Linked DNA regions of Homo sapiens: region 1 is linked to region 2. A link is an interaction called in ENCODE POLR2A ChIA-PET data of the cell type or tissue named here. Cell type or tissue: OCI-LY7. All regions are shown on one strand.

Region 1 (2,500 bases), 170 kb after region 2:
AGGCATATTTATAAATAGTTGTAACTATGACTTTTAAAATCAGATTTTGAATCAGCCAGAAAAAAAGCGATGTGTTTTTGTTTTTTTGGTTTTTTTTACAAATGTTAGCACATCAGAATAGTTGTTAACATCAATGACTAAACGATTGACCAATGACAACATTAAGAAATGAGTGATCATGACAAATTCACCAAGTTACTTTCATGAAATGCTTCCAGAGGGCTGATTTTAAAATGTTTTAATTTTATCCCTGTTGGAAGTTTTCTTTTTTCTTTTCTTTCTTTCTTTCTTTTTTTTTTTTTTGAATAGGCTAAACTAATGATTTTCATTAGTGTATTTGTGATTTATGTGATTTTAGTAGGTTATACCAAGGTTAAATAATTTAAAGAAATAAACCCTTATCTGATATAAGATAGCTAATGAAGTATATTAGATACTTGCCCTATTGCTATATGAAGTGGATCTCCAAAGCTAACAACAGCTTTCTGCAGGAACACAAATCTCTATATAAATATCCAAATGTAGCAAGATGTTGCAAATTTTTAAAGATATGCCATAAAAATAGATTAACGCTAGTATGCAGTCCTGTTCAACTGAATTACAAAGGGATATCATGGGATTGCCAGTGACATTCACATAAATAAAAAATCAATTCTTAATGATGAGGCAGACTTGTTTTAGCGCATTACCCAGGTTAAATGAGAGCGCACAAAGACATCAACTCCTATAAGACTAGCGGAATCATTGTATATTAATATGATTTAGGGAGCTACACACCTCAATGGAATAATTGTTATTATATCTATAGAGCCAGATGGCACTTGGTGTAAACAGCCATTGAGCACCTCAAACACAAGTGTGGCAGGTGATCTTTAAGATGTTCTTGCATCCTGCTCACTCATCTTATCATTGGAATCTGCGTTACTGTTTGCAGAATGATTTGATTGCCAGTACGCAAATTTTTCAGAATGGTGCTGTTGTTCAATAGGAACCTAAGAATATAGAATGTCCTCAGCAAGAGAATAGATGAAGCAGAATAGATGAGGCAGCTGTCTGGATTTGTGTGGGTTAGCACTGAATTTTTTACAAGAAAGAGAACAGAGAGAGTAATTTTTTTTTCCAGCACCAGTGGCCCCAAAATTCAGAAATTTTAAAAATTAACTCTCAAATTTTCAGTGAAGTGGGCTTTAGTAATTACTATTTTCAAAGTAACCCCATGAAGGTGGTCAACAGGTATAAAAATTTGTGCTTGCAAAGTTAGAGAAATGCAAGTTCTGAGCAAAAGTTTATGATTTTGTTTTTGTTTTTGTTTTTGTTTAAGACAGGGTCTACTCTGTCACCCAGGCTGGAGTGCAGTGGTGCCATCATAACTCATTGCAGCCTCAAACCCCTCCTGCCTCAGCCTCCTGAGTAGCTGGGATTACAGGCGCATGCCACCACAGCCAGCTAATTTTTTGTCTTTTGAAACATTCTCACCATGTTGCCCAGGCTGGTCTCAAACTCCTGGCCTCAAGCGACCCTCCTGCCTTTGCCTCCCAAAGTGTTGAGATTACAGGTGTGAGTCACCACACCAGGTCAGAAGTGTCTTTAATTTTTTGTAAAATATTTTTCTTTTCTTTGAATATTTAAAATTGACTTCTGCTAACCCTAATTATCCAGTTACAGAAATCTCATTCATTTATTCAACAGATATTTACTGGGCACCTACTATGTGCCAGGTACTGTTCTAGGCACTGGAGATATGTCAGTGGAAAACCCTGCCTTCACATAGTTTGCATTCCTCAGGGGGCAATAAATGAAATGACATGATGTAATGTAAACTATGTGAGAAATAAAATAGGGAAGAGAGACAAAGTGTGCTAAGGTACAGTGTAAAGCTTAAGATTTGCCTTTCCTTCCTCAAGAACATAAAACAGATTATCCGGGAAGAATAAAAGAGGCTGGGGAAGTTCTTGTTTATCTTCTGACTTAATCGATCTTGTGAAATTCTAGTGCATTGTCTGATAACCCACCTGCTGTTATAGCCTCAGCTCAGCAGCCAGGGTTAAATAGTTGGAATGAGTGTTCAGTGTAAGCTTAGATTATTGGCTTGAATTAAATTTAATAATGTTACATAATTTTTTAATGGTTTTGTTTCTTTCCTCTGATAATAACATTAAAAAACATACCATCTTTAGTTACAAATAATTCTTGAATTGCCCCTTTCTCTACCTTGTAACCCATGTTTAGTTTCTAATCATCAAGGACATGAAACTGGCCTCATAGACGAATTGTTATCATAGTAGATTTAGTGGACTTTGATATCCAAACATATGAAACAGATTTTTCAAGTATCTAAAATAGAGAATGTGCCTCAAAATTTTGAGATCTTATAAATCCATCTGTCCCTTAATAATAAAATTCATACTAATTCTGAGAATATTTCCATCACCCACTTCAGGGTACTATTGACTGCTTAACTCCTGGATTTTAAACTAATGTTCAGTTCTTCAGCAGATGT
Region 2 (2,500 bases):
CCAGCCTCCCAAGTAGCTGGGATTACAGTCATGCACCACCATGCTCAGCTAATTTTTTGTATTTTTAGTAGAGGCAGGGTTTCACCATGTTGGCCAGGCTGGTCTCGAACTCCTGACTCAAGTGACTCGCCCACCTCGGCCTCCCAAAGTGCTGGATTACAGGCATGAGCCACCATGCCCAGGCAGGAATGTAGACAATTTTCTGAAAGGAGGACAATGCAAGAACAATAATTAGATGTAGCCCTTCTGAGACTTTCCTCATTATCTATGTTCACTTACCATAGTTCCCACATGGGATAATTTCCATGCACTGTTCTAAGAACAGGAGCCACAGTAAGGGAGGGCTTCCCAGTGATGGCTTGCTAGTGAAGTCAGCACCAGATATTCAGACCCTACTAGTAAATGACTCCCCAAGGGGCATGTATCTGGTGGCCTGGGGATAGTCCTGCTTGCCCCTTTTCCTGAAAGAAAGCGGAAGAGGATGTGTCCCCAGGTTCCTGGCAAGCAAATGAACCATCCCATAACACCCACCTTTCCATTTATTTGGCACTTACAAACCTGACGCCATAGAGCAATTTAGTTTATAAGGAACTCTTTGACTACATTACCACATTTAATTTTTACACAAACCTGTGAGATAGTTAGGGCAGGTTTATTACTATTTTGCAAACAAGGAGCTCATGTTTGGCTGGGTGCAGTGGCTAATGCATGTAATCCCAGCACTTTGCAAGGCTGAGATGGGAGGATCGCTTGAGGTTAGGAGTTTGAGACCAGGCTGGGTAACATAGTGAGACCCTCGTCTCTAAAAAAATATAAAACTTAGCCCAACATGGTGGCATGCACGTGCAGTCCCAGTTACTTGGGAGGCTGAAGTGGGAGAATCATTTGAACCTGGGAGGTTAAGGCTGCAATGTGCCATAATCTCACCATTGCACTCCAGCCTCAGTGACAGAGTGAGACCCTGTCTCAAAAACAAAACAAAACAACCCAAAAAACAATCGAGGTTCACAAAAGTTAAATAATGTACCAACTCATCTGAAGTCATAAGACTCTTAGGCGGTAGAGCCAGGACTGGAGTTCAGGTGTTCTGACTCTTAACACGGTGTCTTTCTTTAAGCTGCCTTCCTTTTATACACTTTTGTCTAGTAGCTAATTTTAATTACTTCCTGAGTTTGTCCCCTACAGATTTGTGAGTGCTCAGAGAGCACTCTGAGAGAGTCTTTGTCTCTTTCATTTACTAATATTCCCTCAACACTTTCAGCAGTGCCTGATACCTAGGATGTGCTTCATAAAATTATGTTGAGTAAAGACAGGAAATAGATCACCAGAAGGTGGGACTCTAATTTTGACTTCTTGGTATCCCTTGCAATATTTACACAATGAGAGAGTAAATATTATTGATAAGCATAATGACCTAACATCCAGTGGGGGTGTGATGACTCCCAGGAAGCCATCCACCCTGTAAGGTAATATATTTTAAGGAAGAGGATCCCTGCCATGGCTTCCCAAATTCTAAGCACTAACTCTCTATTCTTAGCCTTTCTCATTGTCTTCAACTGCCCCTCTCTCATCCTCAGGGTTAGGACATTTGCCCTTCAAACAGACTGCCTGGAAGTTGAGGCTTGTGTCTTTTTGATTTAGGAAATAGGCTCTATGGAGCCTCGTAACAATAGCTCTCATCTCCATGTGTTCCCACTGCCACCAGAAATTATAAAATGGTTTGTTTTTCTCTTGGCAGCCTCCACCCAATGGTTCCCCATGCGTGTGTTGCTTTCTTCAATTTTCCCCTCTACAAAATCTGGTCATGTTTAATAACAATAAATCAGAGGAGAGATTGCAGCCCAGAAGAGAAGTCTGGGGCAGCCGGGGTTTCCACATCTGGGGCCCATTCGAGTTGAAGTGATGACAATTCCTAATAAATGTTAATGGAGAACCTCCTCAGATTCATACACTCCAGCCATAATTTAGCCTGTCTCTATGCCAGATGACCTTTTGAATATCCAGAGTACACCCAGCATAGCAGCAGCTACAGCCCTGGACTGCTTCCTGCATATGAAGTGGAAAAAACGAGGCTGTTGTTATTGATTATATTTCTCCATTTTCCCTTCCCTGGATTTTTCTTTCAAAGGCTCACAAAGCCTTGGGACTCCCTCAGCCACCCAGGTGGTTAGAGACAACACAGTCTGGTTAAAGGATGTTACGCTCTGCTCCTACAGGAGAGCTCCCTAAGAAGTCTGACAGCCAATGCTGGTCGCAGAGAAGACAGGGCTGGACATCAAAATTCTCCCTTTCCAGCCAGGTGCAGTGGCTCATGCTTGTAATCCCAGCAATCAAACAAACAAAAACCAAAGCAAGCAAACAAACAAACAAAAAAAAACCCCACAAAATTCTCCCTTTTCTTGGCTTCTGAGACCCTCTGCTGATTTTGTTTCTCTATCCCTTTCACCAGCCACGGCTTCCCCCACCTGCCCTTGCTAACTAGGCAGTGTGCCAAGCTGGC

What was found. ChIA-PET counts read pairs that join two places held together with the same protein. Peaks named below come from ENCODE experiments on the same cell type or tissue, not always from the same donor. Only the 100,000 strongest peaks of a DNase experiment are listed, where the experiment ranks them.
Region 1: POLR2A ChIA-PET joins it to region 2 with 5 read pairs; 2 of 35 experiments call an interaction of 5 or more read pairs at or near these places.

The regions. Positions count from the first base shown.
Region 1 is chr17:48,289,936-48,292,435 of GRCh38, reverse strand. The region is part of intron 4 of SKAP1 (src kinase associated phosphoprotein 1); the gene reads left to right. Among named protein-coding and RNA genes, the nearest start is that of SKAP1-AS2, 3.2 kb to the left of the region's middle. In OCI-LY7, no CTCF peak of the experiment used is centred here; no DNase peak of the experiment used is centred here.
Region 2 is chr17:48,463,149-48,465,648 of GRCh38, reverse strand. LOC101927166 (a long non-coding RNA gene) reads right to left here. Exons shown (of 6, transcript NR_110804.1): 6 at 1-202. Among named protein-coding and RNA genes, the nearest start is that of SKAP1, 34 kb to the right of the region's middle. In OCI-LY7, no CTCF peak of the experiment used is centred here; a DNase peak (open chromatin) is centred at 1,098; H3K4me3 peaks cover 1,055 bases; H3K27ac peaks cover 1,462 bases.